Linked DNA regions of Mus musculus: region 2 is linked to region 1. The links are chromatin loops, found by intact Hi-C in ENCODE. Cell type or tissue: left cerebral cortex. All regions are shown on one strand. Each heading gives the region's core, and the rest is flanking DNA. Links, peaks and the distances in the headings are about the cores only.

Evidence for each region. Peaks named below come from ENCODE experiments on the same cell type or tissue, not always from the same donor. Only the 100,000 strongest peaks of a DNase experiment are listed, where the experiment ranks them.
Region 2: it touches region 1 in a loop (2.4-fold over the local background); 2 of 42 quality-filtered maps call a loop at or near these places.

The regions. Positions count from the first base shown.
Region 1 is chr1:153,548,283-153,553,659 of GRCm38, forward strand. Npl (N-acetylneuraminate pyruvate lyase) reads right to left here and starts at 1,432. Exons shown (of 12, transcript NM_028749.1): 1 at 1,366-1,432. In left cerebral cortex, for the core only: CTCF peaks have their summits at 1,518 and 2,706 (motif pointing right); DNase peaks (open chromatin) are centred at 1,468 and 2,708; H3K4me3 peaks cover 915 bases; H3K27ac peaks cover 296 bases.
Region 2 is chr1:153,486,281-153,491,657 of GRCm38, forward strand. It overlaps Dhx9 (DEAH (Asp-Glu-Ala-His) box polypeptide 9), which reads right to left and starts at 1,380. Exons shown (of 28, transcript NM_007842.2): 1 at 1,253-1,380. In left cerebral cortex, for the core only: a CTCF peak has its summit at 2,960 (motif pointing left); DNase peaks (open chromatin) are centred at 624, 1,158, 1,439 and 3,041; H3K4me3 peaks cover 1,578 bases; H3K27ac peaks cover 1,346 bases.

The sequences.
Region 1 (5,377 bases), core at 118-5,117:
TTCGCCTGCCTCTGCCTCCCGAGTGCTGGGATTATAGGCATGCGCCACCACTGCCCAGCTGGGAAGGTTTCTTTATGCCTACAGTGTACCAGCTCCACTGTTCAAAAACATTCCCGAGGCCACTGCCTGTTTCCCCCGTGGCTTATCTTTGCTTCAGAGCATCTGTCTCCCACTTCAATCCCTTCAGTGTAGCTCACTTTTCAAACTCACTCTAAGAGTCAAGGAATTGCTATGCATCTGAAGACCAGCATCTGGGAGGTGGAGGCAGGAGGGTTGGGAGTTCAAACCCATCTGTGGCTGACCACAGGCTGACAGCGGAGACCAGCCTGAGTTACTTAAGACCCAGTTTCAAGGACATCAAAACAAGCCGGGCATGGTGGCGCACGCCTTTAATCCCAGCACTCGGGAGGCAGAGGCAGGTGGATTTCTGAGTTCGAGGCCAGCCTGGTCTACAGAGTGAATTCCAGGATAGCCAGGGCTATACAGAGAAACCCTGTCTCGAAAAACAAACAAACAAAATCATCAAAACAACAAAACCCAGAGGATTCAGCAGAGCATGGCAACACACATCTTTGATCCCAACATTAGATCCGTGAGCAAGGCCAGCCTGGTCTACTTGTAGTTTCAGGACAGCCAGGGCTACATCATAGAGATACCTAGTCACAGAAAAGAGAAGAGAAAAGAGGATTTCTTGATCCTCCAAATAGGAAATTGTTTAACTTCAGATTTCCTCCTGAACTGTTACTTTTCATTAAAAATCCCAGCGTTATAAGCAGGATAGAAGCTCATTTCTGTTCAACACTGCAAGCCCCTTGGAGGCAGGAGGCTCAGAGTCTGCGGCCAGTTTGAGATACAAGATCAACTTGGGAATATTATGCTTTGAAATATTTCATATTTGAATTAAGAGCAAATAATCACAGTGCTCTCGCACCCATGACTTAAAGTGAGCTTGGGATGTTCTTGTTGAAACGCCGGGGAGAGGGTAGATCCCTGGAGACCTCATCCATGTGAAGGAATGCCAAATTACAGACAAAAGTTGGCTTAAATTTAAAACCGCCAAGTTTTAAAAGGGAGGAGGGGGAAGTGATGTAGTTCCGAACAAGGAGAATGACTTGAGAAATACTTGGCAAACTAGAAATGAGATATTGAAAAAACACAAAACATGAAATACAAGCAACCTCTTCTATAAGAGATAGGTGTATTAGAGCTAACGGCTAAATTCCCTTCTGCTCAAAGGCTTAAGAGACCGATTCTGACAAGGGTTCCCGGAGGCCAGGCTACGCGGGTCTGCAAAGAATCCCCGAGTGTCACTGGCCCCAGGCGGCAGGGTCGCCCTCAGTCCCAAAGCTACCCTGCCCAGCGTACCTGACTTCACTCCTCTGCTCGGTGGCGCCGCGCTCACCTAGGCTGCTGTGCACTGGAGACGCGATCTCCTCTGAGCAGCGCGGTTGCGCTTTTAACTCAGGGGCTGCGGGACCACGTGGGGCCGCGCGGGGAGCCTGGGGGTTGTAGTTCCACGTCGGGCCGGGGAGCTGCTTCACCGGCTGGAATCCCGAGACTGCACTAGTTGCTCCTTCTTGGGTGTGGCCACAGCCTATTTTGTGAAAGACTCGTAGCTCCTGCACCTCTTGGATACCCACTGTCCTTATTATTCTGAGTCCGGGAGTTCTCCTCCTGTTCAAGTCCTGCAAGTGCCAAGTCTTGTTTGCATTGGATGTGAGATGTTGTGATACAGTGGTGGCTGCCTAGCAGCCACTTGGCTCTCTAGACTGACACTACTGCTCCAGTCCTGCCCATTGCCTTGTAGGAAAAGGGAGAAGTGAGAAGATTTTAAGAGTGGATTACAGGCCACAGGTGGTTGTGCGCTCCTTTAATCCCAGCACTTGGGAGGCAGAGACAGGAGGATTTCTGGGTTCAAGGCCAGCCTGGTCTACAGAGTGAGTTCAGGACAGCCAGGGCTATACAGAAAAACCAAAACCAAAAAACAAAACAAAACAAACAAACAAAAAACAAAAGAAAAAAGAAGCTGGGCAGTGGTGGCGCACACCTTTAATCCCAGCACTCGGGAGGTGGAGGCAGAGGCAGGTGGATTTCTGAGTTCGAGGCCAGCCTGGTCTACAGAGTGAGTTCCAGGACAGCCAGGCTACACAGAGAAACCATGTCTAGGGAAAAAAAAAAAAAAAAAAAAAAGAAAGAAAGAAAGAAAGAAAAAGAAAAGAAAGACTTTTGAAAGTGAAACAAGTATTTTTCTTTTTTGAGAGTGATCCATATTAATTTATTGGCATAGTCAATTTATCAACAAGATGGGTGGGTAGTCTGTCCCCAGGAGGTGAGGTTGATTTCCATCTGCCAGAAGAGGTGCCCACACCCTTCATTCACCTTGAAGACTCAGCACTTCAGGCTTCAGTCAGGTTCTCACAGTCTTATCGGTCTTATCAGTCTTATCCTGGAATTAAAGGCGTACACCACCATGCCTGGCTTGATGCTTATTATTTTATTTAGGGAAAATATGTTTTCTTTCTAGCTTGCAAAGTGCTCTGGACTCCATTGTGGTTGTTTGTATGCCTGTGTGCATCTCTTTCGTTCTCTCTCTCCCTCTCCCCCCCCCCCCCCGTTTTAATTTTAAAAGTTTAAACTTTATTTTATTTTGTGGGTATAGTTATCTCTGTACACAACATGCATGCAGTGCCCATAGAGGCCAGAAGAGGGCACTAGGTACCCTGGTACTGGAGTTACAGACAGTTGTAAGTTACCCTGTGAATGTTGGGAATGGAAATATCCACTCACAAAGAGAGTCATGAAGCCTGAGCTACACAGTGAGACCCATCAAAAAGGGGTGGGGTCGGGAGAGGAGGGCTCTTAATGTATAAGGCTGTGTTCTCACTAGTTTTAGGTTAACTTGACACACAAAACTAGTGTTATCTGAAAGGAGATAACCCCCCCCCCCCAAATGCCATTGGGGATGTATTAAGAGAATGATCCTGGTACAGCCACTGTGGAAATCATTATGGTAGTTCCTCAGTAAACTAAATACAGAATACCACACAGGTGTGGAACTGCATGTCTGTAATCCCAGTGATTGGTAGGGAGAAGTAGGAACATGAGTTTGAGGCCAGCCTAGGTTATGTAAGACCTGGTTGCATTCCCCCTGAAAAGCAAACAAACAAAACCTACCATGTGATTCAATTGTACCATTCATGGGAATGTACCAGAGAGACATATATACTCACATACTCACAGGACTGCTCAGCAATTCATGATAGCCAAGCTATGGAAACAGTCTAGACAGGTGAATGGGGGGAAAGTGATGCCTTTATTCAGCCACAAAGAAGGATGAGATTATGGCATTTATGGGAAAATGGGTAGAACTGGAGATCATCAGGTTAAAAGAAATAAACCAGATTCACAAAGACACATTTCCTTTAATGTGCAGAATCTGTCTGTCTATCTATCTATCTATCTATCTATCTATCTATCTATCTATCTATCTATCTATCTATCTATCTATCTATCTTTCTATGTACCCATCTAATGTATGTATGTATGTATGTATGTATGTATGTATGTATGTATCCATCTATCTATCCATGTACCTATCTATGTATCTATATATGTATGTATGTATCTATTTATCTATTTTTCTATGTATCTATCTATATATCTGTGTATGTATATATGTATGTATGTATGTATGTATCTATCTATCTATCTATCTGCATTCTAATACACACACATGTATATACATGCCTTTCTATGACATGGAAGTGGAGGGGGATTATGGAGGGGAAGGAAGGGGTTCAAAGGGAGTGGGAGGAGAAGGGAGCAAGAGAAAGTAAGGAGGGAGGACAAAGGAAAATATCCTTCACATGAGGAATTGAGATCTAATAGTATAAGGGGACTATCTGAGAGGAGAGGGACCAGTGGGGTGGGGGTTAAAGTAATATGTGTGTGGGGAATTATCAACAAAGTATAATGTTGCATATGCATGAAAATGTTACCTTTAATCCCAGCACTTGGGAGACAGGGGCAGGCAGATTTCTGAGTTTGAGACTAGCCTGGCCTACAGAGTGAGTTCCAGGACAGCCAGGGCTACACAGAGGAGAAATCCTGTCTTGAAAAACAAAACAAAACAAAAACAAACAAACAAACAAACAAACAAACAAACAAGTCTATGAAAATGTCATGATGGAATCCATTGTTTTGTGTGTTGTCTTTGTTGTTGTTGTTGTTGTTATTTGTTTATTTTGTTTTTGGACACAGGGTCTCTATGTAGTTCAGGCTGCCCTGGAACTCTTTAGCTAGACCAAGCTAGCCTTGAACTGAGACATCCTCTTGCCGCTGCTTCCCTAGTGCTGGGACTAAAAGCATGCACCATCATGCCCAGCTATGTGCTGCCTTAGTGAGGGGTTCCATTGCTGGGATAAAATACTATGACCAAAAGCGACTTGGGGACGAAAGGCTTTCTTTGGCTTACATATCTCAGCTCACATCCCATTGGGGGAAGCCAAAGTAGAAACTCAAGGCAGGCACCTGGAGGCAGGAACTTGCTGGCGACAGCATACTATGACAGGGACTGCCTGCAGTAGGCTGGAATGGAGACATCTCAGTAGCCCAAGGCAGCTCTTTGTTAAAAATAGTTGTTTCCATTTCTCCCAATCTTAACCCTGGACAATGGCTGTATAGATTTCATTTGTGCATGACTGCTTTTCAGTTGGCCTTGGTGTGCCTGATTATTCTATTATGTCTGACTTTCCTACTTCTTTCTCCTTCTGCTTTGGTGAATTCTGTGAAACTAGATGTTCCTTGATGTAATGATTCTTAAACAATTAAAGATTGAGGCATGGGGCACAGCCCAGCACAGTCCTGATGGCCTAGGTGCATGCTGTGTGTTCTTATCTTGGAAACAAAGTAGTAACTGCACAATGGTAGTTCCAGATTAATGCTTGACTTGCAAAGAAAGTTGGAAGAAATTATTTGAAGAAAATGAAATAGAGCCAACATTGGGACCCTAAGAAAGGAAAAAAAAAACTATTGAAGTTATGAAATAAGTTTTGTACAACATTTAAGAGTGGTTCCTGGATAAGCAAGTATAGAATGCATAAAATTATATACTAGTAAAACTAAGTCAGAACACTGGGACTCTCAGGAGAGTCATTGTGTGCTATGTGCAGAAGCAGAACTAGGGGAACTACTGAGTTAAGGGTTACCTTGATTCTTTCCGGCATTCTTTCTGCTTTGCCCATGTCATTTATCATTAGAGCTTCACAAGAAAATTCAAGCAGCTGACCTCGGAGCTCTGAGTTCTGAGGTATAATAAGTCAAAAGTTAAAGTTTAAATAATAATATGTTTGCAATGATTATTATTTTGGCCACAGGC
Region 2 (5,377 bases), core at 266-5,265, 62 kb before region 1:
ACATAAAATAGCAAGCTGGGCGTGGTAGCATACACCTTTAATCCCAGCACTTGGTAGGCAGTGGCAGGCGGATTTGAGTTCGAGGCCAGCCTGGTCTACAGAGTGAGTTCCAGGATAGCTGGAGCTATACAGAGGAAACCCTATCTCGAAAAACCAAAAAAACAAACAAAAACCCCACAACTTCTTTTACAGACCTAGAACTTATCCTCTTGTCGAGAGCCTAGATGGATGCCAAATTTTCCATCATGTCACATCTGCCCTGCTGTTTTGGCTCCAGAAATGCCTCCACTATTACTCGTTTGTTTTTCTACAGCTCCTCTCTCACTTGCCACCACTACCTGATACGTATACACGTATACTCGTATACACACACATATCGGAATAAATCAAATTTTGTTTTATGAGACAAGATTTCTATGTGTAGTAGCCCCGGACTCAAGAGATCGAACAATACCTTCCACCACCAAACCCCAGTGCTGGAATGAAAGGCTAGAGTCATGGCTCCCAATTTTGTGTTTTCATTCTTGCCACCCGGAAACAAATTCTTTCATCTCTTTTCGCACCCTCAGGTCACGTGGCCGGCCCTCCCTTCCTCCAGGAAGGTCTGGCCTTAGGCGTAACTGATCTCTCATTGCCCTTTGGAGCGGATACACTGTGCACCTCAAAGCCAGACTCAGGCTCGTGCACCCCTCAGACTGAGGCGCCCTCCCTTTCGACCGTTATCTACAGCGGGGCTATCCCGTTGCGCGGTGTAATTCCGCCATCACTTACTAAATCATGCATTCATTTTCCTACCACCTGCTCCTCATCCCGCCCCACCCAGCCATGCCCCGTCACCAGTGCGGAGCGGGAGGACCTGCAGCGAAGCCCCGGACCCCAAAGCGGGCACCCCCACGGGGCCCGGGTGTCCCGGATTAGAACCGCGGACGACCCCCCACCACCACGCGCCGGGTGGCGTCGAGCCGCTACCCCTACACGCAACTGATTACAGACACCCGCCGCCCGTCAGGCCGAGTGAGGAAGAGGCCTCCGAGAGCGGCCAGTCTGTGCAAGGAACCCCAGGGCCTAGGGCCACGGGAGCTCCGCTGCGCGAGGCGCCCACGGCCCGTAAATCCGGGTACCCGCCGCGCTGCCCCTCCCCCACACGCTCGCCCGCCCGCGCCTCACAACAAAGCCACGGCTGAGCCGCGGAGGCCGGCGTCGGCCCGCAGCAATGAGCCCGCGTCCGGGGCCGCAACGCCCCCTTTCTTACCCTCCTCCGCTTTTCCGTGCCCGAGAGCACAGCCTTCTTAGGCGAGTTCGCAGCGCCAACCTTCCACGAGAACGGCGAAAGAACACACCTCACCCGCATGGAAGCAGCGGCGAAATGGCTCCGACTGCAGGACCCAGGGGGCGGAGTCGGCGACTCGCGCCTGCGCGGTAGGCCAACTCCGGAGCCAGCACGCCCCGAGGGGGCGGGGCTTGAACCACTTCCGGGCGCCAAACCTGAGGTCGCGCGAGATCTGCTGGCCTAGGCCCATAATTTCCTGTCAGTCGCTAACCAGCTTGGTTTCTGGAAGTTATGTCTCCTTGCCTTTGTCTTTGTAGAGCAAGCTAGCCCACCACTTAACGCAGTCCACTTGCCTCCACCTCTGAAGGCAAAATTTAGAGACATGCCACCATGGATCTCCTTTTTGATAGTTTATCTTACGTAAGGGCAGTGTTACAGGATTAATCCTTTCAGAGTTTATCAGAATAGCCACTTTAAAATATGCCAAAGCAATGTATTTATGGGTGCTGTATGTTAAAATACAAGGACTGAAGTATTTCTGCTTCATCAAAATGCTGCAGGCAGCCGGGCAGTAGTGGCGCATGCCTTTAATCCCAGCACTTGGGAGGCAGAGGCAGGCAGATTTCTGAGTTCGAGGCCAGCCTGGTCTACAAAGTGAGTTCCAGGACAGCCAAGCCTACACAGAGAAACCCTGTCTCGAAAAACCAAAAGAAAAAGAAAAAAGAAAAGAAATAAAATGCTGCAGGCAGTGTGTAGCATGGTGGCACTTGCCTCCAGTCACAGCACCCAGGAAACAGAGACTGACAGACCTCCGTAAGTTCAAAACAGTCTGGTCTATGTTTAAGGAAGGCCAGGGCAACATAATGAGATCCTGTCTAAACAGCAAAGGAACAAAAACCTTAGAAGTTAAAAGCACTTGTTGCTCTTGTGGAAGGCTTGGATTCAGTTCTCAATCACACAGTGGCTCACACACAACCATAACCTCCATTCCAGGGGACCCAGCAGGTACAACCATGGTGCACTGACCTACAGGCCATAAGACATAAAGTAAAATGAATCTAAGACAAGAAAGAGAGCCCTGGCTTATTGGTTTATTGCCAGGGGTGGTGGTATATGCCATTAATCCCATTGTAGTAAAACCCATTACCCCACCAAAAAGAAAACCCTAGCTCAAGACACAACTTCTCCACTTACCTTTTGGCTGGGGAGAGGGACGAGGGACTCTTTTTTTTTTTTTTTTTTTTTTTCCAAGACAGGGTTTCTTTGTGTAGCCCTGGCTATCCTGGATTTGTAAACCAGGCTGTCCTGGGACTCACAGAGATCTGTCTGCCTCTGCCCCACCCCTCACCCCTCAGGCTGGGATTAAAGGCATGCTCCCAATTATCTCAAAATCCTGTGTTTTGTTTAGCTTCAAGTGAGAAGACTCTTGAGTTTAATACTTGTTTTGAGGGGTGTTGTATTTTTGAAGTACTGAAGAGTAACTCAAGGTTACCCTACTACTAAGCTACACTCAAGCCCAGCATCCCCAACCTAGTTGTCTGTTTGTTGTTGTTTTGTGAAAACTAGCATGCCTCAAGCCCCGATTTGATCTCCACCCATGCGAACAGAATTATGGAAACTTCCAAAGGAGAACGGTGTTTAAAACTCCTCAGGCCAGAGGGTGAGTGCAGCCCTCTGCTGGTCGGCTTGCCTAGTGTGCAGAGACAAGGGAGTCAGCGCAGAACACACAGACTGACAGAAATTTCACTTCTGCTACTTTCACCAACCCTTTCTCTATTTTAAGGACCTGCCTCCTTCACACGGTGTTCTAAATTCTACAGGGCCCCTGTGGGGTGGCTTCTTCCTCTCTGCTCATGTGACTTTGTCTGAAAATAAAAATGCAGATCTTGACCCCGGGTGATCCAGCTTCCAAACTTTCCAAAGCCCGCAGAGAAAAAAAGACTTGGCCCATTGAGAGGATCTTCTTTTTTTATTTTTATTTTTTAAAGATTTATTTTATTATTATATCTAAGTACACACTGTTACACTGTTGCTGTCTTCAGATGCACCAGAAGGAAGCCTCAGATCTCATTACAGATGGTTGTGAGCCACCATGTGGTTGCTGGTATTTGAACACATGACTTATGGAAGAGTAGTCAGTGTTCTTAACCACTGAGCCATCTCTCCAGCCCGAGAGGATTTTCTACCCATTGTCTCACTGTGACCTTCCCGCCCTTGAACTTACCCCAAGAAAAAGATTTGAGACAAAAAAAAAAAAAAAAAAAAAATCCCCAGAGACAGCAGGATATCTATTTCCTCCCCCTAATTTCTGTCTCTTGGGATATTTGGTAGAAAGGAGAGCAGTATGAACCTTGATTCCAGGAAGAGAACTGAAGAAAAAAAAAGAGCTGGGCTCAGTGGAGAGAGTGCTGCTTGGAGTCCCTGACATCCTGAGTTCCAGCTCTAATATCATAAGAAACTGAACATGGCACCTAAGGTTTGTAATCTCTGCAGTCAGGATCCAGAACCAAGGGGATCAGGATTCAAGGTCAGCGTCTTCAATAAGCAGGTTTGAGGCCATCCTTGTGACACGGTGCCAGACCTTTGAAGCACAACTGACTCCAAGATGTAAGCACTGTTCATTGTACCATCCAGGCTGTAAACTCAGTGTGGAGACAGCACCGCCTGCCAAAACTAAAAGTCTCCATCCATCAAAGTCCACAGTTATGGAAAACTTACTAACTGTGCTAATTTCTCCCGTGGTTCTGCTTCTGTGGACCTGCTCTTTTAAGTGAAGGATATCAACCCAGGACTTGATTTTTTTTTTCTTGGTGTTTTTGAGACAGGGTTTCTCTGTGTAGTCCTGGCTGTCCTGGAACTCACTTTGTAGACCAGGCTGGCCTCGAACTCAGAAATCTGCCTGCCTCTGCCTCCGGAGTGCTGGGATTAAAGGCGTGGGCCACCACGCCCCGCTAGGACTTGATTTTTATGTTTCAAAGCTCACCTGAGAAAGGCAAAGGGCTACACTGGAATCCCAAACACCAGAGTAGTCACCACCCAGCTAATAAAGACTTTCTATTGGCTTAAACCCACGTCAGAGCAGTCTTCTCTGTTGAGCCCCTCAACAGTCCTGAGACACTAAGACCCTTCCACAAAGCAAAGCAAAACAAAACAAACCCAGAAAATTAAAAAAGGTGAGGTTTAGCCGGGTGTGGTGGCGCACACCTTTGATCCCAGCACTTCGGAGGCAGAGGCAGGTGGATTTCTGAGTTCGAGGCCAGCCTGGTCTACAAAGTGGGTTCCAGGACAGCCAGGGCTACACAGAGAAACCCTGTCTCGGAAAAAAAACAAAACCAAAAACCAAAAACCAAAACAAGCTGGGTGGTGGTGGCACACTCCTTTAATTTCAGCACTTGGGAGGCAGAGGCAGGCGATTTCTGAGTTCGAGCCCAGCCTGGTCTACAGAGTGAGTTCCAGGACAGCCAGGGCTATACAGAGAAACACTGTCTCGGGGGAAAAAAAAAAGGTGAGGTTTCTAAGAGAGTAAAGGGTCTTTGCTAACAAGCCTGGGAATCTGAGTTTGATCCCCAGGACCCACATGGTGAAATCAAAGAATCTAGTCCCTCTAGTTGTCCTCTGACCTCCACACAGGTCATGTTGTTGTGCTTCACACACACACACACACACACACACACACACACACCACTCACACACATGCATTTAATGTAAATATATAATTGAATGCAAGCTGTGAAATATTAAGGTAGATACAACATTTTAAAGGTAATCAATGAGACTAGAGTTGTAGCTCACTGGTAAGGATTGGGTTTAGCATCTCACTGGTAAGGATTGGGCTTAGCATGCGTATAGCCCTGACTTTAACCTCCAGCACATCCATACTGCGGGAAAAGCCAAGCCCAGTACAGCAAGCCTATAATCCCAGCTGTATGGGAGACAGACTCAGGAGGACCACAGGTTAAGGCCTGCTTGGGCTACAGAATGAATGTGCTCAAAGCCAACCAGGGCAACTTGTTCTGAGACTCCATCTCAAAATAAAATGGGGGTTGGGGGGTGTTGAGAGCCCAGCAGGAGAGCAACTGGTTAGCATGTATGAAGCCCTGTGTTCAA